Regions from separate parts of the Homo sapiens genome. Here region 1 is linked to region 2. Evidence: read pairs that join two places in POLR2A ChIA-PET (ENCODE). Cell type or tissue: PC-9. All regions are shown on one strand. Links, peaks and the distances in the headings refer to the core of each region. The heading gives the core; the rest is flanking DNA. Region 1 has its middle 140 kb from the start of LINC01429. Region 2 overlaps ATP9A (ATPase phospholipid transporting 9A (putative)).

The links. ChIA-PET counts read pairs that join two places held together with the same protein. Peaks named below come from ENCODE experiments on the same cell type or tissue, not always from the same donor. Only the 100,000 strongest peaks of a DNase experiment are listed, where the experiment ranks them.
Region 1: POLR2A ChIA-PET joins it to region 2 with 13 read pairs; 1 of 35 experiments calls an interaction of 5 or more read pairs at or near these places.

What each region holds. Positions count from the first base shown.
Region 1 is chr20:51,994,764-52,010,337 of GRCh38, reverse strand. No RefSeq gene overlaps it. Among named protein-coding and RNA genes, the nearest start is that of LINC01429, 140 kb to the right of the region's middle. In PC-9, for the core only: no CTCF peak of the experiment used is centred there; DNase peaks (open chromatin) are centred at 5,447 and 8,147; H3K27ac peaks cover 879 bases.
Region 2 is chr20:51,705,799-51,721,372 of GRCh38, reverse strand. It overlaps ATP9A (ATPase phospholipid transporting 9A (putative)), which reads left to right. Exons shown (of 28, transcript NM_006045.3): 4 at 8,299-8,407. Among named protein-coding and RNA genes, the nearest start is that of ATP9A, 55 kb to the left of the region's middle. RefSeq lists enhancers at 7,929-8,439, 10,335-10,880, 13,958-14,457, 15,530-15,574. In PC-9, for the core only: CTCF peaks have their summits at 8,545 and 8,744; a DNase peak (open chromatin) is centred at 8,662.

The DNA.
Region 1 (15,574 bases), core at 3,442-8,441, 290 kb before region 2:
AAGCAGGCATTTTTGAGATGCTGAGGACCTTTGGGTAGTAGATGATATCAAGGAAACATTGTTTGTTTTGTTGGACAAGATAATGGCATTGTGTGGGAGTTTTCTTTAATAAACTTTAAAAACATTGATGAATACTAAGTGTATAGGGTAAAATGACACGAAGTCAAGGATGCTTTTTTTTTTTTTTTTTTTTTTTGAGACGGAGTTTCACTCTTGTTCCCCAGACTGGAGTGCAGTGGTGCAATCTCGGGTCACTGCAACCTCCGCCTTCCGGGTTCAAGTGATTCTCCTACCTCAGTCTCCCGAGTAGCTGGGGTTACAGGCATCTGCCACCAGGCCTGGCTAAATTTTTTGTATTTTTAGTAGAGACAGGGTTTCACCATGTTGGCCAGGCTGGTCTTGAACTCCTGACCTCAGGTGATCCACCCGCCTCAGCCTCCCAAAGTGCTGGGATTACAGGCATGAGCCACCACACCCAGCCCAATGATGCATTTTTAAAAAACTTTTTAAATTATATGATACACTTTTTAAAAACTTTTAAAATAATAATTGAGCACATTTATGCGGTACATAGTGATGTTGTGATACATATAATGTATAGTGATCAGATCAGGGTAGTTAGTCATGTCCATCATCTTTGTATCATTCTTTGCACTGGGAATATTCAGTATCTTCCTTCTAACTATTTGAAACCATATAACATGTTTTGATTAACTATAGTCATCCTACAGTGTGATATGCTTTAAAATATAAAGGTGGGGTAAGGAGAGGAGACTCTCTGAAGTAAGTGTTGCAAAATCTTAATTACTGAATCTGGATAATGGCCTATGAGGGTCCGTAGTACTATTCACTCTACTTTTAGGTGTGTTCGAATATTTTTGCCAAAACAATTATAATAATTGTAATAATAAGCTTTTTTAAATGTTCCAAAGAGGCCAGGTGCGTGGCTCACACCTGTAATCCCAGCACTCTGAGAAGCTGAGGCAAGTGGATCCCTTGAGCTCAGGAGTTCAAGACCAGCCTGGACAACGTGGCGAAACCCCATCTCTACAAAAACTACAAAAATTAGCCGGGTGTGGTGGTGTACACCTGTAGTCTCAAAAAAAAGAAAAGTTCCAGAAAGTGTCAGTGTTGGTGTGAAAATTCAGAGTTCTACATCAGTTGGTTCTGTGACCTGGCCATGCTTTGTAAGTGCACTAAATCATGAACACATTCTCTTTTTTTTGAGACAAGTTCTCGGTTTGTCGCCCAGGCTGGAGTGGAGTGATGCAATCACAGCTCATTGCAGCCTCAAACTTCCAGGCTCAAGCAATCCTTCCACCTCAGCCTTCTGAGTAGCTGGGACTACAGGTACACGCCACTATGCTTGGCTAATTTTTATTTTCTGTAGAGACAGGATCTCGCTATGTTGCCCGGGCTGGTATCAAACTCCTAGGTTCAAGTGATCCACCTGCCTAGGCCTCCCAAAGTGCTGGGATTACAGGTGTGAGCAACCACGCCCGGCCATGAACACAATCTTATCTGCATGGATGAGGCAGAGACGCCCTTCAGAAAGTGGTGGCCGGCACCGTCAGTGGCAAGCAGAAGCTGAGTAAACTGAGATGATGGTTTTCTTTTTTGGGTTGCACTGTCTCGTTAGCAACACCGCTGCCCCTGACTGAGTGCTTGCTCTCCACAGACGATCTCATTTAGTCCTTATGTGAGATCTATTTCATTGCCCCTCTTTTACAGATGAGGAAAGTGTGGTTCAGAGAGGTTAAGTAAATTTCTTAAGGCCACCCAGCTAATAAGTCATAGATCCAGAATTTGAACTTAAGGAAATCAAATTTTAGATCCTATGCACTGCTTGATAACCCCCTCCCCTTTTTTTTTCCTTTTCTTTTTGAGATGGAGTCTCACTCTGTTGCCCAGGCTGGAGTGCAGTGACATAATCTTGGCTCACTGCAACCTCCACCTCCTAGGTTCAAGCAATTCTCCTGCCTCAGCCTCCTGAGCAGCTGGGATTACAGACACCCGCCACCACACCTGGCTAATTTTTGTATTTTAGTAGAGATGGGATTTCACCATGTTGGCCAGGCTGGTCTTGAACTCCTGACCTCAGGCTATCCACCCATCTCGGCTTCCCAAAGTGCTGGGATTGCAGGCATGAGCCACTGTGTCCGGTCACCTTTTTTTTCAGATGAAGTCTTGCTCTGTCACCCAGGCTGGAGTGCAGTGGCGCGATCTCAGCTCACTGCAACCTCCACCTCCCAGGTTCAAGTGATTCTCATGCCTCAGCCTCCCATGTAGCTGGGACTACAGGCAGGCAACGCCATGCTCAGCTAATTTTTATATTTTTAGTAGAGATGGGGTTTCACCATGTTGTCCAGGCTGGTCTTCAACTCCTGACTCAAGTGATCGACCTGCCTCGGCCTCCCAAAGTGCTGGGATTACAGGCGTGAGTCACGGCGCCCAGCCTGATACCTGTTTTTTGTTTGTTTGTTTGTTTGTTTGTTTGTTTTTGTTTTTGAGACGGAGTCTCGCTCTGTCGCCCAGGCTGGAGTGCAGTGGTGCGATCTCGGCTCACTGCAAGCTCCGCCTCCCGGGTTCAGGCCATTCTCCTGCCTCAACCTCCCAAGTAGCTGGGACTACAGGCGCCCGCCACCAAGTCTGGCTAATTTTTTTGTACTTTTAGTAGAGACGGGGTTTCACCGTGTTAGCCAGGATGATCTCGATCTCTGACCTCAGGTGATCCACCTGCCTCAGCCTCCCAAAGTGCTGGGATTACAGGCATGAGCCACCGTGCCCGGCCCAGCCTGATACCTGTTTTTAACAAAGGAGAGGAGAAAAGAGGAGACAAGGACGATCCGCACAAGCCTTGCTTGCCTGCCCTTACTTGGCATCAGAATCCTTGTTAGTTATTTTGCTCCAAATGACCCATTTGGATTTTTTTCAAAACTCACTCAGTGAAATCTTGCTCACAGATTCTGTTCTTTATCTAAAATTTTGGAATTTCGCTCATCTTGGACTTTTGTTGGGCACTGAGCAATTGTATGTATTACTGGTTAAATATCACAAATCCAAAATGCTCCAAAGGCTGAAGCTTTCTTGAACACCCACATGACACTCAAAGGAAATGCTCACTGGAGATTTCAGATTTCAGGTTTTCAAATTCAAGTATAATGGAAATATTCCAAAATCTGAAAATATTCCAAAACCGAAGTACTTCTGGCTCCAAGCATTTCAGATCAGGAAATGTTGAACCTCATTTAATCCATAACAACTCAGGTGAACATTCCTTCCATTTGACAGATTAGACATAAAAGGTGAGTAATTTGTCCAAAGCCGCATAGCTAAAAAGTGGCAGAGCAAAACATTGCAATGAAATATTATTTATCTTGATTACTGAGTTTTTTTTACAGCCCCTTAAATTTTCTGCCTCCCTCTAGTCCCAGCCCTGCCTGTCTGGTGGCTAATGAGATGTTTTAAAAGGTCCTAAAAAGTAAATAAATTAAATAGCTGGGTTGGGGGTTTTGCCCTCCCTACTATGCATTTCTCCCCAGCAAAAACCATGTCTCTTTTATCTTTTTGTCCCCAGTTGTTCACACACAGAAATGTATCAAGCCAAAGCAAAATCTCTGATTATCAGCATGTTTCACCCTGTTCAGAAATTTTAACAAATAATGCTCATAGTCAAAAGATGACAATGATGGATGAAGACCAAAAGATAGGTCATTGATTATGTAGCTGTTTCAACTTATTAGGAAAGAAAGACCAGCATTTAAACAATAAAAGCCCTAGAAAATAATACTCATAAACAGGACTTAGAAATAAGAAAGGGTGGCCTGGCACAGTGGCTCATGTCTATAATCCCAGCACTTTGGGAGGCCAAGGCAGGTGGATCACCTGAGGTCAGGAGTTTGATACCAGCCTGGCCAACATGGTGAAAACCCCATCTTTACTAAAAATACAAAAATTAGCCGGGCATGGTGATGCATGCCTATAATCCCAGCTACCTGGAAGACTGAGACAGGAGAATTGCTTGAACCCGGGAGGCGAAGGTTGCAGTGAGCCGAGATTGTGCCACTGCACTCCAGACTAAGCAACAAAGCGAGACTCCACCTCAAAAGAAAGAAAGAAAGAAAGAAAGAGGAAAGGGAGCACATGTAGACATTTTGCCTGATGATTTGCAGTTATTGCAGCTAGATATAGAAAAATACTGATTTACAGTTTTGAAGGAAGGACTGACAGAGACAAAGAAAAGCACATTACTCATAATAATCCTAATAACAGTAGTGAGAGTTTACCCTTTGAGGAATTCCAGGCTATGTCAGGAGAACAGTGCATCTGTTTGGGAACCAGCATGAAATTTTGGCAGCTTTGGGTCAAAAGCGACTGTGTCTAACAAAAGCAGGAATAATGACAATTAACAATATGCACAGAACACTCAGCTAAACATGTTATATGCATTCACTCATTTAATCTTGCTAGGTGAATATTGCTCCCTATTACAAAAATGCAAACCTTTGCCCAAAAGTCTCCTAGCTAGAAAAAGGCAGAGCAGAGATTTGAACCAAAACATAACACCCCTCATGACCATTTAAACCAAGGGGAAAAAAAATCAGTTACTTGATTTTTATTTTTTTAGAGGCGGAGTCTCACTCTGTCACCCCCGCGAGGGTGCAGTGGCATGAACATAGCTCACTGCAGCCTGGAACTTCTGGCCTCAAGGGATCCTCCCACCTCAGCCTCCCGAGTAGCTGGGACTACAGGTTCGTGCCACCACCCCCAGCTAATTTTTATGTTTATTTTTGTAGAGACGGGCTGTTGCTTTGCTGCCCAGTCTAGTCTCAAACTCCTCACCACAAGTGACCTCCTGCCTTGGCTTCCCAAAGGGCTGGGATTACAGACATGAGCTGCCATGCCCGGCCCAGTTACTTGATTTTTTTTGTTTTTTTGTTGTTTTTGGTAAAACTTCCCTACATTCCTGATGGCTTGATTATTTCTCATACCCTTTTGTTGGCTTCTCCTGAAGCCTAAACTATTAGCAATAGACTAGTAGAATCTTCTAGGCTGGTACAAAACTTAAGATAACTTTCACATGCAAGTATTATGGGGGGAAATATGGCTGACACTTTTAAAAAAAGGACCGAAAACCTTCTCAGCTCATTGTGGGTCTTTTAATTCTTCCCAGAAGATAATAAAATCCTACTGACCCTAAACCAAGCTGCTCAGTAAAATAATAAAAGGAAACCAGTTGCCCATACTGTGATTCTGACTTGCAGCCCAGGGTACACAATCTTAGCAAGTGGTACCAGGGGATCTTCCTTAGATGAGTCTGAAAACCGAAAGGTAGAGGAAAGCCACTGGACATCCCTCAGCAAAACCCAGCCACCAAAGGAAAGAAACACAGCTGAAGCAGATGGCAGGTTTCCTGGTAAATTGCAGAAACATAAATTGCATAATCTCTCCCACAAAACTGTGCGAGGGTGTGCACCTACTAGCAAATTGCATCAGTCCCAGATATGCATTTTTTTTCACATTTTTACATCTCAGATATTAGGCCTACGTCTTAGAATCAAAGGCATATCACAGATTGGTTAGTATAAGTTTTTCTTTCTTTATAGTACCTAAAAATAATTCTAAAATGTACAGTTTGTAGTATCTTGGATTCAATGAAATAATACATTGAAAAATCAATCACCTGTGTGATTCTGCTTAAAAAAAAATCCTAGTTTATATCTACATAATCTGTTTTAGGAGATTAAACATCAGTACATATGTTGCCTCATAATAGAGAAAAACAAAGGCTATCAGGCCAAAATATGCAAACAAGTCACAGTAAAAATAGATACGTGGATTCCAGCCTTAAATTGCTTATGAAAGAAGCGAAGCTTAATTGTTTGGTTAATGCACTGCTGTCTTGTCCAGCCATGCATAATTTTAAACCTGCTGAAGATGATTTGGTTAGAATATGAGAGTCACTTCATTTTTCATATTAGCTTGCAAAAGTTTTGTCTCCATTCAGCACCAGAAGCTGCGTACACAATAGCATGCATGAATCTTGTGTATCAGTGAAGAGAGCCCCTTGAACTCCGCCTTACGGGAACAAAGAGTTTCCAAGATGCATCAGAGTAGCAGATGTTGAGTTATCTGAAGGGTCAGAATGCCAATTAGATATTGAACATGGCAGGAGGAGGGTGGAGTTTCCAAAACAAATGAAAGATGAATGGGAGCGGTCCCCGAGTTTAGGCTTAGGTCCTGCTGTTCTTTTGTACAATGATTTGTGGCAAATTTGTTTTGTCACTGAGGCATAGTTCCCCCTGGGTCTTAAAGTGATTTTGTAATCACCAAAAGATTTTTTTTTCTTTAAAATATACTTTTCCTGATCAAAACAGGATATAGTACCTTAAAAATAAATTTGAGTAAGCCACATATTATCTATGTGAGGGATGACGAAGAAGAGTCCTACATGAAAAAATAGAAGACAGAAGCAGTCAAGAGGGAGGGAATCATTCCACTAAAAAAAAAAAATTAGGTAGAAATCCAAAAGAATTCAGGGGATCATTTTTTCACACTTTAAAAAAGATAAAAACTTATTTGGTCTAGCAATTTACGAATTTTGCTGATTTTTCAGTTTCATAGGGTAAAGGTATAATTTTAAATCTAAGAAGCCTACAAATGAGAAAAAATGTGGGAAACCTGAGATGCAAAATGCTCCCATGGTTAATTATGTATTTGTATCGGTGTTACCATCATAAATCATCCTTAGAGAAACAAAACCAAGTAGTTAAGAGGACAGACACAATGGCGTTCTGTTTAAATAATTTCATTTGGTCCTTGAAATACTTTTGGCTATTTTTTCTCTCGAAACCACCCACATTTAGTAAAATTATATCACTGAGTAGACCCTACCCTGTTCTCTCTCCTGACTCCTGGCGAGTACTAGACCGTGGAATACCAAAGGCAAACCGGCAAAAAAGGAAATTGGGATTGCATTGATTTAAATCAGTCAGTGCTGCGACCAAATTATTTAGTTCTCTCTTGACCTTTGGAGGTCAAATTTGACTATTTACGCTATCTGCTAATGCTTTACTATTTTTCATTGCTTTGCCTGTTAACAATTCTGACCTGCAGCCTTTCCAGCCTGCAGGGTCGTTATATTAAACAATCGCTAATTGCTCCCGAAACATATGCTCCTGTTTTAAAATGCCATTTGAGTCCAAGCCCAACCAAAACCCATACATTTGTTTCACGAATGAAAACAAAATGTAAGCATTTTGATATTTCTGAGAAGCCAAACATCGTCAGATTTGAGTGATAAGGTGGAAAATAACCTCTTCCTCAAATTAACATGGAAATGGCTTAGAATAAAGACTATTCCTAAAAAACGAATATTAAAGGCAACACATACTCTCCTGTAATCACATTGTCAAATATGCTACTTTAACATTCCTGCAGAGAAATATGCTTTTATCCTTCCTAAAGATCTTAAATGCAAGAATATTATATGACATTTTCTTCCTCTTCATTTGTCTATCCTACAAATATGAGTGTCTGATGCTGATGATCCTGGTATAGAGGGGTGAGCTAGATAGGCAGAATTCTCTGAAATTGGACTTTTTGTTATCTGTATTGAAAATGTTACATTTGTTAAAGAACAAACGAGAGACAAACAGAGATGTTCACATTTCCAATGTTTACCATGAAGAGAGGTGAACACGAAGTTGTTTGTCAAGGAGCATGGTTTGCTTTCCAAAATTTATCTTAGATTGTATTTGAGACAAAAAGAACTTCTTTACTGCCCACAAGAGAAAAGATAAGTAATTCATTTCAGATCAAAATAGCCAGAGAAAAAGAGCAAATTAAGATAACTCAGCTAAAATAATGATAATAATAATACGGCTAATAATAACAATAATAACCCAGCTAATAATAATAATAATAATACAGCTAAACCATGCGATTGAAATTTCATGCAGGAATTTCCAGCAGTTTGGCTGGGGGTGGTGCATGCTGCTTTCAGCCCCCAGTGGTGGATCAGGGATATGTGATGTCAACATAATCTAGCAAAATCTCTGCTCTCGGTGATGCTGCTGTATGTAAACAAGTGAAATACAACAGGAAAGTCGTTCCCCATCAACTTCCTGGTTTCCTGCTCTTTACATTCTGACACGTAAACCTCTAATTCATTTCAGAATGCAAAGGTCACCGCAAAAAATCTGAGGCTAAATATACCCTTTTGTCCAGCAGAAGGATCACAGAGATCTTTTTTTTCTTTTTACCATAATGTGGCCATGGCCAGGTGTTTCCCATGTTTGCCTAACCGCATTGGGAGTGTGTTTACAGATCTGAAAAATAGCCTTCAACACTCATTTAAAATATACTTTTTAGCTGGAATAATTGTTAGAAGTATAGAAAAGTTGCAAAGTTAATACAGAGAGCTCCTGTCACCTCACTTCCCCTAACAGTAACATCTTGCCTACCAAGGGTACATTTGTCCAAACTAAGAAATTAATATTGGACAAAGACTATTAACTAAACTCCAGGCTTCCTGGATTTCCCCAGTTTTTCCACTAATATCCTTGTCTAGGATCAAACCCAGACTACCATGTTACATTCAGGCTATTATAAACTTGCAAATTCAAATATTTTTGTGACTTATCTCTCAAAAAATTTATTTGCGATTTATCTCTCAAGAAAATTATTGTCTCTTTAAATTACTTTAACTTAAAAATATGTGGGAGGCTGAGGCAGGCGGATCACGAGGTCAGGAGATCGAGACCATCCTGGCTAACACGGTGAAACCCCGTCTCTACTAAAAATACAAAAAATTAGCCAGGTGTGGTGGCGGGCACCTGTCGTCCCAGCTACTCGGGACGCTGAGGCAGGAGAGTGGCGTGAACCCGGGAGGCGGAGCTTGTAGTGAGCTGAGATGGTGCCACTGCCCTCCAGCCTGGGCGGGCGACAGAGTGCCACTCCGTCTCAAAAAAAAAAAAAAAAAAACGGACGCCAGGCATGGTAGCTCATGCCAGTAATCACAGCACTTTGGGAGCTGAGGTCAGAAGACAGCTTGAGTCCAGGAGTTCAAGACCAGCCTGGGCAACATAGGGAGACCCCATCTCTTTAAAATAAAAATAAAAATATGGGCCAGGCACAGTGGCTCGCGCCTATGAATCTCAACAAAATTAAAAAATGATATTAAGAGGCTTTTTTTTTTTTTTGAGACAGAGTTTCACTCCTGTTGCCTAGGCTAGAGTGCAATGGCACGATCTTGTCTCACTGCAACCTCTGCCTCCCGGGTTCAAGAAATTCTCCTGCCTCAGCCTCCCGAGTAGCTGGGATTACAGGCATGCACCACCACACCCGGCTAATTTTGTATTTTTTTTTTTTTTAGTAGATAAGGGGTTTCTCCATGTTGGTCAGGCTGGTCTCCAACTCCCGACCTCAGGTGATCTGCCCGCCTCGGTCTCCCAAAGTGCTGGGATTACAGGCGTAAGCCACCATGACTGTCCCTATTAAGAGGCATTTTAGGAGTAAAAAGAAATCTGAATTTATTTTAATGATTTGGATCTAGATGGCAAAAGAATTCACATTTTACAGACACATTTATTTATTTATTTATTTATTTATTTATTTATTTATTTATTTATTTATTTATTTAATTTTGAGACGGAGTCTCGCTCTGTCGCCCAGGCTGGAGTGCAGTGGCGCGATCTGGGCTCACTGCAAGCTCCGCCTCCCGGGTTCACGCCATTCTCCTGCCTCAGCCTCCCGAGTAACTGGGACTACAGGCGCCCGCCACGACGCCTGGCTAATTTTTTGTATTTTTTAGTAGAGACGGGGTTTCACCGTGTTAGCCACGATGGTCTCGATCTCCTGACCTTGTGATCCACCCGCCTCGGCCTCCCAAAGTGCTGGGATTACAGGCGTGAGTCACCGCGCCCAGCCCAGACACTTATATTTAAACAGGATACATATTTTATCAGTTGAGAAATTTACTTTATCCAAATAAGGAATTAAATTGTTTTCAAATTCAAAGAAGAAAAGAATAAGAGATATCTTTAGAGAGTAGAACCATAAGATACCATTTCTCACCCATCACATTTGCACCAATTAAAAAGATTGATAATATTTTTGGCCAAGTTTCCTAGCTTCTTTGTACCTCAGTTTTCCTCTCTGTAAAATGGAGACAATCATTGCTCTTACCCATGGAGAAGGAAGATAGAAGCGTGGTTTACAGTAAGGATTCTATAACCGGACTTTCTGATCCAACCTGGCCTGTCCCACTTCTTGGCTGTCGGATCCTGGAGAAATTACTAGACCTAAGGTTTCATGCTTGAGTTTCTCATCTGTAAAATGATAATAATAATAATAATATCCACCCCAGAGGATTTTTACAAGGACTAAGTGAGATGATGTACATAAAACACTTAGGGCCCGGGGTGGTGGCTCACACCTGTAATCCCAGCACTTTGGGAGGTTGAGGTTGGCAGATCAGCCGAGGTCAGGAGTTCAAGACCAGCCTGGCCAACATGATGAAACCTTGTCTCTACTAAAAATACAAAAACTAGCCAGGCATGGTGGCATGCGCCTGTAATCCCAGATACTCGGGAGCCTAAGGCAGGAGAATTGCTTGAACGCGGAGGTTGCAGTGAGCTGAGATGGCGCCATTGCACTCCAGCCTGGGTGACAAGAGCAAAACTCTGTCTCAAAAAACAGAAAACAAAACAAAACAAAAACACTTAGGACAGTGTTCAGCATGTCCTATATAATCATTTCCTATAATCACTTACTATTATCATTTTCTGATTTATCTAAGAATTAATTAGATTAACACATGTAAAGGGCTTAGAACATAGTGTTAATTAATGTTAGTTCTAATTATCCAGTGTTGATGAGGAAAGACAAGAAAAGGGCATTCTACTTTTGGAACTCAAATTTGTAGCAACTCTGATAAAAAGTTTACATTTGATCCACAATTCTGCTTCTGGGAATCTAGCCTACAGAAATTCCTGCACAAGTGTATAAATATGTGTATAAGATGCTCATTGTGGCATGATTCATAAAATCACTCCCATTTGTCCCCCACAAAAGGAAAAAATACGACAACTTATGTTTTCATCAACTTGAAAATAGTAAAATGGCCAGGTGCGGTGGCTCAGGCCTGTAATCCCAGCACTTTGAGAGGCCGAGATGGGCAGATTGCTGGAGCTCAGGAGTTGAGACCAGCCTGGGCAACATGGTGAGACCCCGTCTCTACCAAAAATTAGGCGGGCATGGTGGTGTGTGCCTTTGGTCCCAGCTACTCAGGAGGCTGAGATGGGAGGATCGTTTGAGCCTGGGAGGTGGAAGTTGCAGTGAGCAGAGATTGCACCATTGCATTCCAGCCTGGGTGACAGAGCCAATCATGTCCAAATAAAAAAAAAAAAAAAAGGAGAGAGAGAATAGTAAAATGAATATTGGGTAGCCATCAAAGGGAATGAGATATGTTTTTATTTGCATACATGGACATCAACGGATATATATGATACATTCATTGTTCTTTCATTTATCCATTTGTTGATTATAATAAATTTTATTTATTTTATTTATTTATTTGAGACAGAGTCTCACCCTGTTGCCCAGGCTGGAGTGCAATGGCATGATCTTGGCTCACTGCAACCTCTGCCTCCTGGGTTCAAGCGTGCCACCACACCCAAAGGTATCTTTGGTAGAGATGAGGTTTCACCATGTTGGCCAGGCTGGTCTCGAACTCCTGACCTCCAGTGATCTCCCTACCTTGGCCTCCCAAAGTGCTGGGATTACAGGCGTGAGCCACCGTGCCCGGCCAATAATAAATATTTATTGAGTGTCTATTAGGTGCCAGACTCTGCTTTAGGTGCTGGGGACACACATTATGAAAGACAGACACAATTTCTGCCACCATGGAGCCAGCATTCTAGGAAGGGCGCAACCAGCAAACAAGCTAAGAAGCATCTGCCCACGTGTCAGAGAGGAGACCTGCAAAAAAAAACTAAAAAAGTCACACCGGGTAAGAAGAGGAGGTGGAGGCCGGGCGCGGTGGCTCACGCCTGTAATCCCAGCACTTTGGGAGGCCCAGGCAGGCAGATCACGAGGTCAGGAGATTAAGACCATCTTGGCCAACATGGTGAAACCCTGTCTCTACTAAAAATACAAAAATTAGCTGGGTGTGGTGGCGCATGCCTGTAATCCCAGCTTCTTGGGAGGCTGAGGCAGGAGAATCGCTTGAACCCAGCGGGTGGAGGTTGCATTGAGCCGAGATTGCGCCACTGCACTCCAGCCTGGCAACAGAGTGAGAGTGAAACTCCATCTAAAAAAAAAAGGAGGAGTTAGAAGAGGAAATGGTTTACAGAGGGAAGTCAGGGAGCTCCCTTTTAAGGAGAAGATATGCTCAGATTTTAATACATCCAGGGATGCAGGTCTACAGATACCTGGGGGAAGACTGTTCCAGAAAGAAAGAACAGCAGGTGCAAAGTTTGTGGTTTGGAGTTCAGCACTGAATGAAAAAGATGTGAAAGAAGATGTGGACCAGGCACAGTGGCTCATGCCTGTAATCTCAACACTTTGGGAGGCCTAGATGGGAGGATTGCTTGAGTCCAGGAATTCAAGACCAGCCTGGGCAACATAGTGAGATCCTGTCTCTACAAAAAATACAAAACATTAGCCGGGCATGATGGTGTGTGCCTGTAGTCCTAGCTACCTGGGAGGCTGAGGTGGGAGGATCACTTAAGCCCAGGAGTTCAAGGCTGCAGTGAGCCATGATTGTGTGATATGGTTTGGCTGTGTCCCCAGATCTCACCTTGAATTGTAACAATCCCCACGTGTCAAAAGCAGGGCCAGGTGGAGATAACTGAATCAGCGATTTCCCCCATACTGTTCTCATGATAGTGAATAAGTCTCACGAGATCTCATGGTTTTATAAATGGGAGTTCCCATACACAAGCTCTCTTTCCTGCCACCATGTATGATGTGCCTTTGCTTCTCCTTTGCCTTCTGCCATGATTGTGAGGCCTGCCCAGCCACATGGAACTGTGAGTCCACTAAACCTCTTTCCTTTATAAATTACCCAGGTATGATTTTATTAGCAGCGTGAGAACAGGCTAATACATCTGCCACTGCACTCCAGCCTGGGTGACAAAGCAAGAACCTGTCTCAAAAAAAAAAAAAAAAAAGGAAAATATGTGTAGGCTTCTATTTTTGAAAAGGGGAGAAAAAGAGATAAAGATGTAAGTAGATAGACTGACAATGTAACAAAGGTCTGTAATAGAAAAGGCTGCAGCAGAATATGCCACACTGTTGATAAGTGTTTGCCGCAGGGCGCGGAACTAGGGAGAGAATCTTTCAGGTCTTCCTTTATAAACATCTAATTGTTTCTATGTTTCCAATGAGCATGTATGATTTGTAATTTAGAGAGCAAACAAAATAATTTTTTAGAGTTCTAGAAGAAAAGTAGTCTTTTCCTAAAATAGGACAGAGTTTTTAACAGCAGCACTGTTGACACTTGCAGTGGATGATTTGGTGGGGAGAGAGCTGTCGTGCGTCTTGTATGATGTGTTTAGTAGCATCTCAGCTTCTACCTGCTAGATCCTAGCAGCATCCTCCAATCGTGACAACTAAAAATGACTCCAAACATTGCCATACGTCCTCCAGCGCAGGCGTCCCCAACCCCGGGCCACAGACCAGTAGGAACCAGGCCACACAGCAGGAGGTGAGCGGCAGGCAAGTGAGCAAAGATTCATCTGTATTAACTGCGGGCATTAGATTCTCATAGGAGCACAAACCCTATTGTGAACTGCACATGCAGGGGATCTAGGATGCACACCACTTATGAGAATCTAATGCCTGAAGATCTGTCACTGTCTCCCATCACCCCCAGATGGGACCATCACATTGCAGGAAAACAAGCTCAGGGCTCCCACTGATTCTAAATTATAGTGAGTTGTATAATTATTTCATTATATATCACAATGTAATAATCATAGAAATAAAATGCACAATAAATGCAATGTGCTTAAATCACCTTGAAACGATCCTCCCGCCCCCCCAACCCCAGTCTGTGGAAAAACCGTCTTTCACAAAACCAGTCCCTGGTGCCAAAAACATTGGGGACTGCTGCTCTAGGGGTCAAAATACCCACACACCCTCTACCACCCCTGAGATCCACTGGTCTAGGGTAAAGCTTGGACTCCGGAGGCAGCTGACTAGGTTCAAATCTCAACTGTGTCCCTTGCAAGCTGTGGAACCTGTGATTTCTCCTTTCGGTGCCTCAGTTTCCTCACCTGTAAAATAGGCATAATTATATTGTCTTCCTGGGCTTTCTCTGAGGGTGAAAGGAGCCAGTTGATGTGGTATGCTTAGGACAGGGCATGGTAGGTGCCAGCTGTTATCACTGATGTCCATCAGCATCCCCCACTGTCTGTGACTCCTTCAACAGGACAGACCAAAGCCTCTTTGCTTTCACCCTCAGGCTCCCTGACAAGCAGCCCTTCCCAGCCCCAGACTCTGCCCCTGGGAATAGAAACTCAGATGGGGAACAAGGGGAGGAAAAGACTCATTGTTCAGGCTGGGTAGACACCCTCCTTAAGTGCTTCCTGCATCTTTTGTGTAAGGGGAAAAGTGAGATTTATATGATCTGAAAGTGGGTGTGTACCTGCGGGGATAGTTTTCTTCCCATAAGTGTTTCTAAACATGCCTGTGTGTGCCTTTACCAAAGGGTCATTGACCACAAAATCGTTTTGGCCACATTTCCTCCTTCCCCAACCTCTGTTGCTCACACGCACAAACACACACACATAGACTCTCCCTACAATGGATAAGATAAAATATTCACATATAAGTGTAATACATTATATAAGATATAAAAACTGAAACGTAAAAGATACACGAACATTGACAGTGATGTGCTGCATAACGACATTTCAGTCAATTGACTGAAATGAGATAGACACACAGACACACACACAGACACAAATACCCCCACAGACACCCACACAGAAACACACACAAACACAAAAAATAGCTTCTTTCCCCAAAGCAAACTGCATTCCTCTATGCGGCCGGCTCACCCCCAACCCCATCTGGTCCGCATTTTGCTTTGGTGGAAATTAGAAACCACATCACTTTTACTTATGTTTGAGACTGCCTTTTGTTTACTTAGATTTCTCCTTCCCACATACATGGCTTTTTGTTTCTCTTCAATTTTTTTGACTGTCCTCATTATGTTTTCCTTAAAAAGGAATAATATTTCTGTTCTGAGAAATGTGTCATTTGGCGATTTCACTGTTGTGGGAACATTTTAGATTGTACTTACACAAACCTAGATGGTGTAGCCTACGGCAAACTCAGGCTAGAGAATATGGCCTATTGTTCCTAGGCTACAAACCTGCACAGCATGTGCCTGTTCTGAATACCATAGGCAGTAGTGACACAGTAGTATTTGTGCCTTCAAACCTATCTAAACGTAGAAAAGGTACAGTTAGGATACAGTATAATAGGCCGGGCACGGTGGCTCACGCCTGTAATCTCAGCACTTTGGGATGCCAAGGTGGGCAGATCATGAGGTCGGGAGTTC
Region 2 (15,574 bases), core at 6,080-11,079:
CTAGGATTACAGATATGAGCCGACACGCCCAACTTATTAAATTTTTTTGACTAAGAGAAAGTTGTAAACATAAAAAAGATTTAGGCTCTCCTTAAAGAAACAAAAACAATAAACCTTTTTGCTGTTGGCAGTAGGTGAGGGATGATAAGGATTTGGTGTAGACGTGCTTGTGGAGTGGAGGAAGCCAGATGCTCAGGGACCAGGGAGTGGGCGTGCATACGCCGTACGTGCCATGTTATCAGACAAGTGATGCCAGCAGCTCTTGCCCTGAGAAGAGGAAGGGAGGTCATTTCTTCCACACAAACAATGCAGGTGCTTCTGAAATGACGAGAATAGTTCTTTTCTGCTCTGAGTCATTTTGGGGTGAAGTAGCATCCTGAGAGCTAGAGAGGCCCTTTATCCAAGCATCCCTTCCCCTCTGATAACAGACATTCCTGCCTGTATCAGGTGGCATGCTTAACCAACTGCCAGGTGGTGCCTGCGCCTTTAAGCACTGATATTGTGATCATCAGGAAACGGTTTTTGTTTTTGTTTTTTGTGAGACAGAGTCTCGCTGTGTCGCCTAGATTGGAGTGCAATGGCGCGATATCGGCTCACTGTAGCCATCACCTCCCGGGTTCAAACGATTCTCATGCCTCAGCCTCCTCAGTAACTGGGATTACAGGCAGCCACTACCACACCCGGCTAATTTTTGTATTTTTAGTAGAGACGAGGTTTCACCATGGTGGCCACGCTGCTATCAAACTCCTGACCTCAAGTGATCCGTCCACCTTGACCTCCCAAAGCTGGGATGACAGGTGTGAGCCACTGCGCTAGGCCTAGGAAACTGTTGGGCTTTACCTTATAAACTGAGATGCCCTAGAGCTGGGCTGATGCAGTAAAGCCCTGGGAGAATGAGAAGCTCCTGTCGGCTACTCTGCCCAGTCAGGTACAAACAGGGACCAGGAGTTGCCAGACCCAAGAGTTACAAACTCTATAGTTTTATGTGAAATACTCTAACTTCATTTTAGTTTTTTAGTTCCATAACTGTTTACTGTATACTTACATAAAAATCAAACCATAAGTTACTTTAACAAAGTTGGTCTACAATGTATATAAAATAACATTTATCATACTGCCTTTTATTGGTTATCTTTTTAAAGTGTAGTTATTTGAAAGGTAGTACATTCACATGACTCAAGAAATATACAAATGTTCCTTTTGAAGAATCTACTTCCATCCAGTTTTGCAATACTTTCATTTCTTGTCCTTCCCTCCAGAGTTGCTTATGAACAAAGTACAATGAATAAAAATTCTTACAACTTTCTTTTTATTGATTGATTCATTGAGAGTCTCACTCACTGTCACCCAGGCTGGAGTGCAGTGGCATGATCTGGGCTAACTGCAACCTCTGCCTCTCGGGTTCAAGTGATTCTCCTGCCTCAGTCTCCTGAGTAACTGGGATTACAGGTGTGTGCCATCACGCCCAGTTAATTTTTGTATTTTTAGTAGAGATGGGGGTTTCACCATTTTTGGCCAGGCTGGTCTCGAACTCCTGACCTTAAGTGATCCTCTCGCCTTGGCCTCCCAAAGTATTGGGATTATAGGCGTGAGCCACTGTGCCCAGCCCGTTTCTTCTTCCCCCCCCTTTTTTTTTTTTTTGAGACAGAGTCTTGATCTGTTGCCAGGCTGGAGTGCAGTGGTGCGATCTTGGCTCACTGCAACCTCTGCCTCCTGGGTTCAAGCGATTCTCCGGCCTCAGCCTCCCAAGTAGCTGGGACTACAGGTGCGTGCCACCACGCCCAGCTAATTTTTGTATTTTTAGTAGAGACGGGGTTTCACCATGTTGGCCAGGATGGTCTTGATCTCTTGACCTCTTGATCCGCCCATCTTGGCCTCCCAAAGTGCTGGGATTACAGGCGTGAGCCACTGCGCCTGGCCCATGTTTCTTCTTTTTAGGAAAAAAATAAGATACACATAGTTTTTAATCATTTTTAAAAATTTTTAGTATTTTTTCTCTTGATTTTTAAACATCAACAACTCATTAATAACAATTTAAAGCAGTATGTGAATTGGACCCATCCCTTTTCCTCGTGGTCTGTATGTTCAGGCTGTCCCTTGTCCTCTCTGCTCTTGTTGAAGGTGAGGGACTTTCATATTACCTCACCCCTGTGCTTCTGGGCTCAGGAGGCCCTTCCCTGGCCCCCAGCAAGGAATGCTCCAGACCCCATCTCTCAAGCCACATCTCTCTCTCTTTTTTTTTTTTGAGACAGAGTCTCACTCTGTCGCCCAGGCTGGAATGCAGTGGCTCGATCTTGGCTCGCTGCATCCTCCACCTCCCGGGTTCAAGCGATTCTCCTGCCGCAGCCTCTTGAGTAGCTGGGACTACAGGCGCGCACCACCACGCCCAGCTAATTTTTGTGTTTTTAGTAGAGATGGGGTTTCATCATGTTGGTCAGGCTGGTCTCGAACTCCTGACCTCGTGATCCACCTGCCTTGGCCTCCCAAAGTGCTGGGATTACAGGTATGAGCTACTGCACCCGGCCTGTTTTTTTTTTTTTTTTTTTTTTTTTTTTTTTGAGATGGAGTCTTGCTCTGTTGCCCAGGCTGGAATGCAGTGGTGCGATCTCGGCTCACTGCAACCTCCGCTTCCCAGGCTCAAGTGATTCTCCTGCCTCCACATCCCCAGTAGCTGGGATTACAGATGTGGGCCACCACACCTGGCTAACTTTTGTAGTTTTAGAGATGGGGTTTCACCATGTTGGCCAGGCTGGTCTCGAACTCCTGGCCTCATGTGATCCGCCCACCTTGGCCTCCCAAAGTGCTGGGATTACAGGTGTGAGCGCTCGACTCAAGCCACATCTTTTGAATTATCTTAAAAGCCAGATCCTGCCATTCTTTTTGCCCCCCACTCCTCCAAAGCTGCTCCTGTTCACTGTTCTTTTTTCAAATAGAAAAGATCGCATGATATTGGAGAAATATTTAAAGTACCAAAACAACCAAACAAACAACCCCCCCCCACACACACATAGGGTGATGAAAATCACCTGTGTAGCTACTACCCTAAAATATCCCATTTATGATTCTGGTGTGTTTCCTTCCAGTGCCTTCTTACTTATGCATGTATTTTATGTATACTATAACTTACCTTACATAAACCATATATATTCTGCAGATGCATGTTTTATAGATTTGGGATCCCAAGGTGTCCTCGAAGGCAGCCATGTGTCTCTCCGTCTCCCTGCCTTTTATATCTCAAGCGTGATGTGCAGTCTGGTCTCTGCCGCCTCCCCTTATCCATTGCCCTGGCTGCAATGTCTTGGGGTACAGACATGAGCAGCCCTGCAGCCTCATTTACACTATCATTGGTATGCATGTTAGGAGGAGACCTTAGCCATGTTTGGCATACATTTTTCCTTTTCTTTCTTTCTTTTTTTTTTTTTTGAGACGGAGTCTCTGTCACCCAGGCTGGAGTGCAATGGCGTGATCTCAGCTCACTGCAGCCTCCACCTCCCGGGTTCAAGTGATTCTCCTGCCTCAGCCCCCTAAGTAGCTGAGATTACAGGCATGCGCCACCATGCTCGGCTAAGTTTTGTATTTTTAGTGGATACGGGGTTTCACCATGCTGGCCAGGCTGGTCTCGAACTCCTGACCTCATGATCTGCCTGCCCTGGCCTCCCAAAGTGCTGGGATTATGGGAATGAGCCACCACACTCGGCAATTATGACTTTTTAAAAATTTATTTCCACTGAGGCCTTCTCTGCCCCTACTCCCACCTCTGCTGTCTCCTGACTGGCCTGTTTTCCCTTTGACTATAGCTTAGGATAGAAGCCAGGCAGGTTAATAGCTTGTTTCTAGGTTTTGGCACCTCCAGCAGTTGGTCTCCACGTTGTAGACCCTTTTTAGTCAGCTTTTCCTGTGATGGCTAAGTTGGGGGATATTTGTCTTGTATTGTTGCCTCTCTTTCCAACAGCTACAGAAAAAAGGGTTTGTGGTGAAAAATTAGACAGCATCTACTTCTAGGTGACCATCGCTGATTTCCTTAATAGATTTTTATGTAGAGAGTCAATTTTCAGTTCTTGGCTAGAAGACATTTTGAAACGTCTTCTAGCCACTCTGAAAGTTGCCTCATTTCAAACCCAACTCTTAAGTGCAGCAGTTCTGAATGAGGGCTGTGGAGCCAAGTGGTTTGGGTTTAGATCTTTTTTTTTTTTTTTTTTTTTTGAGGCAGTCTTGCTCTGTCACCCAGGCTGGAGTGCAGTGGTGAGATCTCAGCTCACTGTAACTTCCGCCTTTCAGGTTCAAGCGATTCTCCTGCCTCAGCCACCCGAGGAGCTGGGATTACAGGTGGCCACCACACCCAGCTAATTTTTGTACTTTTAATAGGGGTGGGGGTTTCACCATGTTGGCTAGGCTGATCTGGAACTCCTGACCTCAGGTGATCCGCCCACCTCGGCCTCCCGAAGTACTGGGATTACAGGTGTGAGCCACGACAGCTGACTCTGAGAAGTCGTGTAATTTGAACCAAGGCTACTTTTCTGAGCCTCAGTTTTGTCATCTGTAAAAAGGAATGATCCTTTCTACTGCCTTGGTTTGTTGGGAGGTTTAAATGAATTACTGCAAGTAAAAATGCTTCATGTGGCTGTATAGAATTCTCAGGAAACATTCTGATTTTAATTTTTAAATTCTGCCACTAATGACATGTTTTTCATTGTTAAGTTTTAAATTTTTTGCCCCTGAGACAGAGTCTCATTCTGTCGCCCAGGCTGGAGTGTAGTGGCTCAATCTCTGCTTACTGCAACAATCTCTGCCTCCTGGGCTCAGACAATCCTCCTGCCTCAGCCTCCTGAGTAACTGGGACCATAGCACGAGCCACCATGCCCAGCTATTTTTTTTTTTTTTTCTGTTTCAGGTTTCTATTTTCTTTTGTAGAAACCAGCTGATTCTTTTTGTAGTTTTTGTAAAGATGGGGTCTCCCTATGTTGCCCAGGCTGGTCTCGAACTCCTGGGCTCAAGCGATCTTCCCGCCTCAGCCTCCCCAAATGCTGGGATTATAGGTGTGAGCCACCACACCCAGCCATGTTTTAGCTTTTAATAATTTTTTCTTGGTACTAATATGTTAGGGGAGAAGTAACTCAGGAGAGCAGAAATAATCTGTAACATTATATGATGACCAAATAAATGTGGAGTATTTTTGTTATTGAGATATAATCTATATACCATAAAATACACAGATCTTCAGTTTTCAGTTCATTGAGTTTTGACATTTGTCAGCCTCCACATAAATACCACCTCAATCAAGATATGGAACATTTCCATCACCCCAGGAAGTTCCCCAGTGCCTGTTCCTATCACCCCACCCGCCCCCACCACCCCAGGCAACTGCTTTTCTGATTTCTATCTCCCATAGATTAGCTTTGCTTTAGTGAATTTATTTTTGAGGTACAACTTGGCAAAAGAGGCTTGCACTTTCAGAGTTGCTTGTCTGTGAGTTGTCACTGCCTATGATTCTTCACCAGCTCCAACAGCTGCCTCCTTCAACAGCCCCCCTTCCCCTGCCCATTAAAGCTTCTTTCTAAATATCTGTGAATGGATATTAAGGACCTCCTAAATTGGATGGTTGGAATTTATTCCTGGACTACATTTGCATCTCTTTGTAAGGCAATTTCACCAGCCTGGCCAATACGGTGAAACCCTGTCTCTAGTAAAAATACTAAGGCATGGCGTGGCCCCTAGGATTAATGAGAACTGTGTGTGTATATGTGAAGGGAGACGTGATAATTTAGGAGGTGGTATTTATTTGCAGCAGGGAGGTTAGTGAGCGGCTCCTGTCTTTGTATGAGCACACACTTTCCATGAACATCAATGGGATTTAGCCAGGCCCACGCAGAGAGAAATAGAAACTGGAACATTCGAAAAAACAAACAACAACGAAAACTTGGGTTTTGGCACAGAACAACAAAATAGCAGCATAGTGGAGGGGGCAGCCCTGCACACCGGGTACGTGCTCCTCACAGAACAGGTTTTCTCTCACTCCCTATGTGGTCTGGTTATGCTTTGATTCTGAAATGTACCAGTTTCTTTTGGCTGCAGTGTGTACTTTACATCTGATTGGAAACAGGAGTAATCCTTTGATTGTAAAGATGTATGGGCATTGGGAGGAGTTTCACAAAGCAGCACATCTCTGGATAGATTTACATAAGAGATTTAAAGTCCTTTGAATCGAAGTTAATATATTTCACAGGGTAAACTATGAAAGTGAAATTCTCCAAGAACCACAACTGCTAACCCTTGGGTGGTTATGCTGACTGTATTTAAAAAATAACTGTCCTGGCAAGCTTTAAAAGGGGATAGGGGAAGGAATGACAAGGAAAACGAATGACTGTAAACAAGTAAGTAAAATAAATGAATGATTTTGGCTTTATTGATTACAAGAGGAAAAAAATCTAGATTGGAAGTAGATTCTGCTATGGGTGACTCCCTCCACCCAACCAGATATTATGAGTTGGGGTTCCCAACTCAGAGGAAAGTTGGGGAAGTTTAAAATTTTTATTAGTTTCTACTTATGCAATTAATACTTTAATAGAGTTTCCTTATAAAAACTTAAAACAGCTGGGCGCAGTGGCCCATGCCTGTAATCCCAGCATTTTGGGAGGCTGAGGTGGGTGAATTGCGTGAGCTCAGGAGTTCAGGACCAGCCTGGGCAACATGGCAAAAACCCATCTCTGCTGGGCGTGGTGGCTCACGCCGGTAATCCCAGCACTTTGGGAGGCCGAGGCGGGTGGATCACCTGAGGTCAGGAGTTCAAGACCAGCCTGGCCAACATGGTGAAACCCTGTCTCTAGTAAAAATACAAAAATTAGGTGGGCATGTAATACCAGCTACTGGGGAGGCTGAGGCAAGAGAATCGCTTGAGCCCGGGAGGCGGAGGTTGCAGTGAGCCGAGATGGTGCCACTGCACTCCATCCTGGGTAACAGAGTGAGACTCTGTAACAATGACAACAACAACAACAACAAACCATCTCTACCAAAAATACAAAAATTAGCCAGGCATGGTGGCGCACACACCTGTGGTCCCAGCTACTCCGGAGGCTGAGGCAGGAGGATCTCTTGAGCCCGGGAGGTGGAGATTGCAGTGAGCCAAGGTCATGCTACTGCACTCCTGCCTGGGTGACAGAGCGAGACCCTATCTCAAAACAAACAAAAAAGCCCTGTAATCCCAGCACTTTGGGAGGCTGAGGTGGGCGGATCACGAGGTCAAGAGATCGAGACCATCCTGGCCAATATGGTGAAACCTCGTCTCTACTAAAAAGACAAAAATTAGCTGGGCGTGGTGGTGCGTGCCTGTAGTCCCAGCTACTCGAGAGGCTGAGACAGGAGAATCGCTTGAACCCGGGAGGTGGAGGATGCAGTGAGCCGAGATCGAGCCACTGCACTCCAGCCTGGTGACAGAGTGAGACTCCAACAAACAAACAAAACAAAAAACTGAAGACATTACAGATAGGCTGAAGCACCTTTCAGTCCCTCCCTATCCTAATTCTAGTCTCCTTCCCGGCAGAGAAATCTAACCTGTAGTTAAGGAAATTGGAAAACATTTAATTGTATAGAATCTTTGTTGCTATTTATATGAATGGGGTTGCAGTGTATGTCCTGAAAGATGGATTTTTTCCACTTGGCTCTGTGAATGCAATGGATGTATCTTATTCTGTTTAACTGTTGCCTGGTGGTCCCTCTTACTGGCTCCATCCACCTAAGTTTCTCTAGATACAGTGGCAGTAAAGATTAAGATTTCCTACATTGCAGTTCCCATTTATCACTTAGTAGCTTTATGTCTTTGGGCAAGATTACTCAGCCTCTCTGTGCCTCAGTTTCCTCATCTGCATGGGGATCTCAGTTATAGGAGCATATCTCAGGGTTGTTATGAGGATGAAGTGCACTTCCAATACTGCCCAGCACATGGTGGGTGAGAGACAGTATTAGTAGTCACCATCGTTTGCTTGTGGAGGGACAGTTTGAGTATTCCTGTGTGTGTCACCCTCACCCTGAGGTGGTGAATGTGGACGTGCTTGTGTGTGTGTGGCAGTGAGTGTTTCTCTAGGGTAGTGTTTCTACAGGTTGTGTTTGGGAGTGCATGTTCCCTAAGACAGATTCAGAGAGGGGGCTTGCAGCGGCGTGTGCATTTGGAATAACTCACAGGTCCTGCCCCCCTGCCCTCCCAAGTGACCTCTCGCCTTTCCTGCCCCTGGCACCAGGAGGGGACGGTTGGCTGCAGCAGGGCTCACTGCCTGTAGCAAGACTCACTGTCGTCTGTCTCTGCAGGGCTTCGTGCTGGCCGTCACTGTCATCCGTGAGGCGGTGGAGGAGATCCGATGCTACGTGCGGGACAAGGAAGTCAACTCCCAGGTCTACAGCCGGCTCACAGCACGAGGTCAGCCTTCTGGCTCCTGGGCCACAGGGTTGCAGCTCAATCACGGGCCGCTGACAGTCAGGGGAGAAGAGTTCAAGGCCCGGGCCGCAGGTGTGGGAATGCCACGTGGCGGAACAGTCGCTTGGTTACTCCAGCACCAGGGAGGCCTCCATCTGCCCTGGATGACAGGTTGACGGGGTCCCACCAGGCCCTGGCAGCATCCACAGGCCTCTTGGTGTTGGTCTTGTCAAATAACTTATGTGTCATAAACCTGGAATTACATTTTGTGTGCTGGCATCCCAGCTGGCTAATCCCTTTCCCGTTCTGCCGCCTGGCTGAAGAGGGAAGTAGGGCGCCTCTGCTGTTCAAATGAGAGGCTGCAAACTGTTTTCAAAGATACTCTTTTGGCAGTGATTAAACTGTTGCTACTTTAGTTTTTAGAAAGGCAACCGATTTAGATAAATAACTGCATCCATGAAGATTTCTTTGAAGGCATTTTATAAATCCTGGAAATTGAGGCCTGCAGAGCATGGAGTCTGATCCAAAAATAAATGACCAGTTGTGTATGTCAGAGTTATATGTATTGGGCTCAAAAACAAAAAATTGAAATTTTGGCCCAGTACAGTGGCTCACGCCTGTAATCCCAGCACTTTGGGAGGCCGAGGCGGGCTGATCACAAGGTCCGGAGATCGAGACCATCCTGGCTAACATGGTGAAACCCTGTCTCTACTAAAAATACAAAAAAAATTAGCCGGGCATGGTGGCGGGCGCCTGTAGTCCCAGCTACTTGGGAGGCTGAGGCAGGAGAATGGCGTGAACCTGGGAGGCGGAGGTTGCAGTGAGCATAGACCGCGCCACTGCACTCCAGCCTGGGCGACAGAGCGAGACTCCATCTCAAAAAAAAAAAAAAAAGACCAGCCTGGCCAACATGGTGGAAACCCTGTCTCTGCTACAAATACAAAAATTAGCTGGACATGGTTGCATTCATCTGTAATCCCAGCTACTCCGGAGGCTGAGGCAGGAGACTCACTTGAACCTAGGAGGCGGAGGCTGCAGTGAGCCAAGATCACGCCATTGCACTCCAGCCTGGGTGACGAGGGAAACTCCATCTCAAAAAAAAAAAAAAAAAAAAAATTGAAATTGAAATTTTAATAATATTTCCCAGGGATATGAAAAAGCTTTAATCACTGACCCCCCACTTGCAAGATATGTGCATTTTAAATGCTAGAACTTAAAAACCCACTGAAACACACGGTGGAAAAGCCACAAAACAACCCAGCCATTGTTGATGTCTGTGTCTGACTACAATAGATTTACTGTAAGGTTGCATTCAGAAATGAGAGAATGTTACCTAAAGTTTGCTAATCTGGCCAAGGAAAGTCTATTCGATTGTCCCCTAAGATGACTGATCCCATTCAGGGATTAATGCTGTTTAAAGAGGTGGAGGGGAATAAAGGCTATGCCTTGCCTTCAGGAAATTGAGAATTTGGAAAGAGATAAGATGGTTAGATGCCAAGGGACTTAGCACCTGAGCCAAGGTCTGAACTGCTGTTTAAGTGCTTTATGCTTCCAAGGAAGCAGTCCATCCATGGTTCCTTCGGGGTTTTCAGTAGAGTTTTCCTTTTGGGAAAAATGTCAAAGGTGTATGTTTTGGGCTAAAAAAAAATGCAGATTTTAATTATATTTCCCAAGGGTATGAAAATACTTTGTTTTAGGGTATTTGAATACATTGTCGTGGTTGGTGGTCTTAAAAATATGCACATCTCTGGGAGAAGGGGGAATTTAGAGTTGGTAAAGAAATGCTTTATTCATGCTAAACTACTGTATTTAGGACATGTTGCTACCAAAAGAAAAAGAATCAGTGTAATCTTTGCAGAGGCAGGTGGCTTGGGCTTTCTGCGTGAGTAGTCAGAAGACCCTTCTGGAGGGCTTTTTTTGTGTGTGGTTCGTGTATATTAAATCCTCCCTTAATAACATATTCTTACTATAACATTTAAAACGCTTGGCAACCAACAAAAGCCCCATCGGAGAGAGTGCGGTGGATCTCTTCAGAGCTCAAGAGAAGAGGCCTTCGGATTCCATTCATTCATCCATCCGGGCTTCGACCCTCCTTTGGTTCTTTTCATATTGCAATTGCTTTTCCCGTGAATGATTTTTCTGCCCTCCACTGCACGCCCCTTCCCAGCTCTTGCTTCAACTTCACTCAGCTCTTGAGAAAGTCCTAAGGAGAATTGGCAGATGGCTCTAGCATTAAAAACTTGTCTTCCTTTGTGGGTCTCTCTTTGCGGCCCCTGGTGTCCATTGTTATGCCAATCCCACTCTAGGGAAAACAGAACACAGTTCTGAATATTAACCCAGACCCTAGCGCTGCAGTTTGTTGTGAAAGCCCAGCAAAACACTGAAGAAACTGTCAGCTTGGAAAGTGATCGAGGCGAGTTTAGTTATTTGATACGCTTTTGGGGGGAGGGCCAGAGTAGCAAACCTAAACTGGGAGATTGCAGGGAAGAGGGAGAAAAAGAAGCCTTTTTTGACTTTCCTGTCGAATTCCTTCATAATATTTCCTTGAGCAAAAACTTCACCATCTTCACTTAGTAAGTTCCAAAGCAAAATGAAATAAGTATGTATGAGTATATTCATGATGGACTGTTTTCTTTCTATCACATGAAGTTTTTTTCTTTTTTTTTAGACGGAGTTTCGCTCTTGTTGCCCAAGCTGGAGTGCAATGTCGCGATCTTCGCTCGCTGCAACCTCCACCTCCTGGGTTTAAGCGATTCTCCTGCCTCAGCCTCCTGAGTAGCTGGGATTACAGGCACATGCCACTACACCCAGCTAATTTTTTGTATTTTTAGTAGAGATGGGGTTTCACCATGTTGGCCAGGCTGGTCTTGAACTCCTGACCTCAGGTGATCCACCTGCCTCAGCCTCCCAGAGTACTGGGATTACAGGTGTGAACCACTGTGCCCGGCCTCACATGAGGTCTTAAAATGTTCTTTTCAACAGTATTTTGTGGGGTGAAAATGGCCAGGAGTCAGAATGCCTTGATCACTAGATTATAGACCATGGTATTTACCTACCTGCTACATCCTTTTATGATGAATAATAATAGCAGTACTTGTATTATTGTAGTTAAATTTTAAAATTTGTTTTTGCAATAATTCCTAACAAGCAAAAAATTTGCAAGAATTATATGGAGAATTCCAATATGCCCTTAACCCAGATTCATGAATTGTGACATTTCACCACAGTTATTTATTTATTTAGAGACAGGATCTCACTGTGTCACCCGGGTTGGAGTGCAGTGGTGGGACCTGGACTCACTGCAACCTCCGCCTTCCAGGCTCAAGCAATCTTCTCACTTCAGCCTCCGAGTAGTTGGGACTACAGGTGCACACCACCACGCCCTGCTAAATTTCTATTTTTTATTTCTAGAGATGGGGTTGCCATGTTGCCCAGGCTGCACAGTTGCTTTTTTTCTTCCCCACCGAACCCCCTCGCGCAGGCTGGAATGCAATGGCGCGATCTCGGCTCACTGCAACCTCTGCCTCCCGGGTTGAAGCGATTCTCCTGCCCGAGCCTCCCGAGTAGCTGGGATTACAGGTGTGCACCACCATGCCCTGCTAATTTTTGTATTTTTAGTAGAGACGGGGTTTCACCATGTTAGCCAGGCTGGTCTTGAACTCCTGACCTCAGGCAGTTGGCCCACCTCAGCCTCCCAAAGTGTTGGGATTACAGGTGTGAGCCACTGTGCCTGGCCACAGTTGCTTTTTAATACTTTTGTTTCCCCCAATGTCCATATACATATAGGTATATCTGGGGTCATTTGAGACAAGTTGCAGACATTCCCTTTTGTGCCTAAATACTTAAGTGCTTAATTCCTTGAAGGACGTTTCTCTTATATAACACAGTTATGTACAATTACCAAAATCAAATAAATTGAGCATCAATATATTGCTATTAATCTAATTTACAATCCTTTTTAAAATTTTGCTATTTGTCCCTAAAATGTCCTTTGATAGCATTTTTTTCTTAGTTCAGGAACAGACCAGGTTTGTCAGTTATATTTAGTTGTCCTCTCTCCTTGGTCTCTAGCCTGGCAGAGCTCCTCGGTTTTCTTTGTCTTTCGTGATCTTGACATTTCGAAGAGGACAGGCCAGTTTCAAGGCAGTTACTTTGTATCCTGTCCCTCCATTTGTATTTGTTGGATGTGGCCTCAAAACTAGATTTATTTATTTATTTATTTGTTTATTTATTGAGACGGAGTCTTGCTCTGTCGCCCAGGCTAGAGTGCAGTAGCGTGATCTCAGCTCACTGCAACCTCCACCTCCTGGATTCAAGCAGTTCTCCCTGCCTCGGCCACTCAAGCAGCTGGGATTACGGGTGTGCGCCACCATGCCTGGCTAATTTTTGTATTTTTAATAGAGACGAGGTTTCGCCATATTGGCCAGGCTGGTCTCGAGCTCCTAGGCTCGAGTGACCCGCCCGCCTCGGCCTCCCAAAGGTCTGGGATTACAGGTGTGAGCCACCATGCCTGGCCAGTAATTTTAAACAGCTGAATTAAAATCCTCATTAATAGGAACTCATTATTGGGAGGAAAAATGGATGACAGGTTTTTTTATTGTTGTTGCTTTGTTTTAGTTTTCAACATTTTAGATAATTTTATTTCAATCAAGGTGTATCATTTTTTTTTTTTTTAAATCATAGAGATGGGATTTCGCCATGTTGCCCAGGCTGGTTTTGAACTCCCGAGCTCAAGTGATGGCACCCGCCTCACCCTCCCAAAGTGCTGGGATTACAGATGTGAGCCACTGTGCCCAGCCAAGGTGTATCTCGAACAACATCAATTGGATTAATTTTTGATACAACTGCCATGGCTTAATAAAATGTATTTGAAGTACTTTGATAATCAAATTAGCTATCTACATGGAAATGACCTTTTAGTCATTATTTTAGGAAATATTTGGTTGGGCACAGTGGCTCATGCCTGTAATGCCAGCACTTTGGGAGGCTGAGGTAGGATTGCTTGAGGCCAGGAGTTGAACACTGCAGTAAGCCATGATCACATCACCGTACTCTAGACTGGGGGACAGAGCCAGACTCCATCTCTAAAATACACGCTACACACACACACACACAAACACAGTTGAGACTTCATCATGTACCAAGTCTATGCTAGGTTTCTGCATCACAGAGATGAACGTGAGAGCCTGGGGTCCCAGGAAGTTATAATCCAGTGAGGCGTTCAGGCCTGTAGACAGATAGTTACAAAAAGTGGAATAAGTGTGGTGATCCTCATAAGGAATGTCCCTTTTCTGGCCACTGCATTCTCGGTTCTGAGCATCGTTCCCAGGAGTTGAAAGTAGTGGCTCCAAACTTGCTCTGCCAGGGTTCAGGAGTCCTGCTTCCACCTGGGTAGATCCTTTAAGTTCTCAGTAAATGAATCTACATCAGGGAAAATAATAGCACCTACCTTAAAGGGTTGCTGTAAGTGAAGCTCTTGCATGGGAAGAGCTCAGCACTGTGCCTTGGGACTTGGCATGGTGGAGAGAGGCCAGTGTGGATGGTATTGAAGCAGGCATTTCTTAAGTGTCAGTGGGTGGATTAATGGAGGTATGAGCCAGGGGTGATGGGAGTCCATCAGAGAGAATCTGGTGATGTCTTTCCAGAAGAGGTGACCTTCATCTTGAGTCTTAGAGGAGGGAAGAGAGCAGGACTGGCTACATGATTTGTGGGACCCAATGCAAATGAACATGTGGGACCCTTATTCAGAAATTATTAAGAATCTCAAGATGGCAACAGCAGGGCATTAAACCAAGTACGGGACCCACCTGAACATGGAACTCAGGCCAGGACCCAGATGGCATGCCCTGGTAAAGAGTTCTCCAAAAAGAGCATCAAGTCGAATGCAAAGCTGCAGCCTGTGACGGCTGGGGTGGCAGGCTACAGAACCCCAGGTTCCAACAGCAGCTTGCTGTTCCCAATTAGGCGAAGTTTCCTGAGCCTCTCCAGAGAAGACCACACAGGCCAGTGAGAACCTGAGGCTATGGAAGGGTTGATTCTGTGTTTGAAGAATTCATATACAGTACAGGCATGCTATAGGAAAAAGGTGGCACTGAGCTGTTTGAAAAACTGCTGTTCAAATTAGGAAGCAGGAGAAAAAATGAAGAAAGGCTACCTGCCATCAGCTAGCCAGGTGCTAGATAAGGTTTAATCTGTAGTTTCTTTTCGTTCTTTATTTTTGAAATGGGATTTCACTCTGTCACCCAGGCTGGAGTACAGTGGCACAGTCACAGTTCACTGCAGTCTCTACCTCCCAGACTTAAGTGATTCTCCCACCTCAGCCTCCCAAGTAACTGGGACCATAGTTGCATGTCACTATACCTGGCTAACTTTTTAATTCTTTATAGAGATGAAGTTACCAGGCCAGTCTCGAACTCCTGGGCTCAAGCAATCCTCCTGCCTTGGCTTCCCAAAGTGTTGGGATTACAGGCATAAGCCAATGTGCCCAGCCTAGTCTGTAGTCTTCTAGATAGCCCTGTGAAGGTAGCTTTTATGGGTGTGGATGTAGGGAAGGAAAACATTTCTTTCTCTCACTCATTGCTAGGTTCATGGCTGAGGCCCCTATAACAAAATAGAGGAAAAGCATCCTGTCTTGGATGATGAGCTAGCAAAAGGCAGAGCTGGAATGTGAACCCAGGCTTGTTTGCATGTAAAACCTTAGCCTTTAAGTCAAGTTACCTACTATGTGCCAGGAGGTGAGCTCAGCACTTTTGCATATAATATCTCAACAACTGCTACAGCGTTCAGCCTTAATACATATGCTACAGGGGTGCTTTTAAGATTTGAGTCATTTTAAAACACATCTCTGAGTCCAAAGAAACCTATCAATCTAGCCTCCTCATTGTCAGATGGACAAACTGTTGAAAACCACATGGGGTAGTGCTTTTGGATAAACAAGCATCCCTTTCCTCCTACTTACAAATTCACATTTAAACATCAGAGACTTAAGAGCAGTTCTTAGACCTTTATGAGTTTTTATGGTTTTAATTATAGAGCTGTCTTCCTAAATTAATAGCATTCAGTGGCACTGGAAATAAAGCCAGAAAGGAGAAGATCTTGGAGATGTAGCAGACCCAGCAAAACTTAGTTTTGTTACTCAAGAGAATTGGGTTGGATTGGAAAAGAATAATT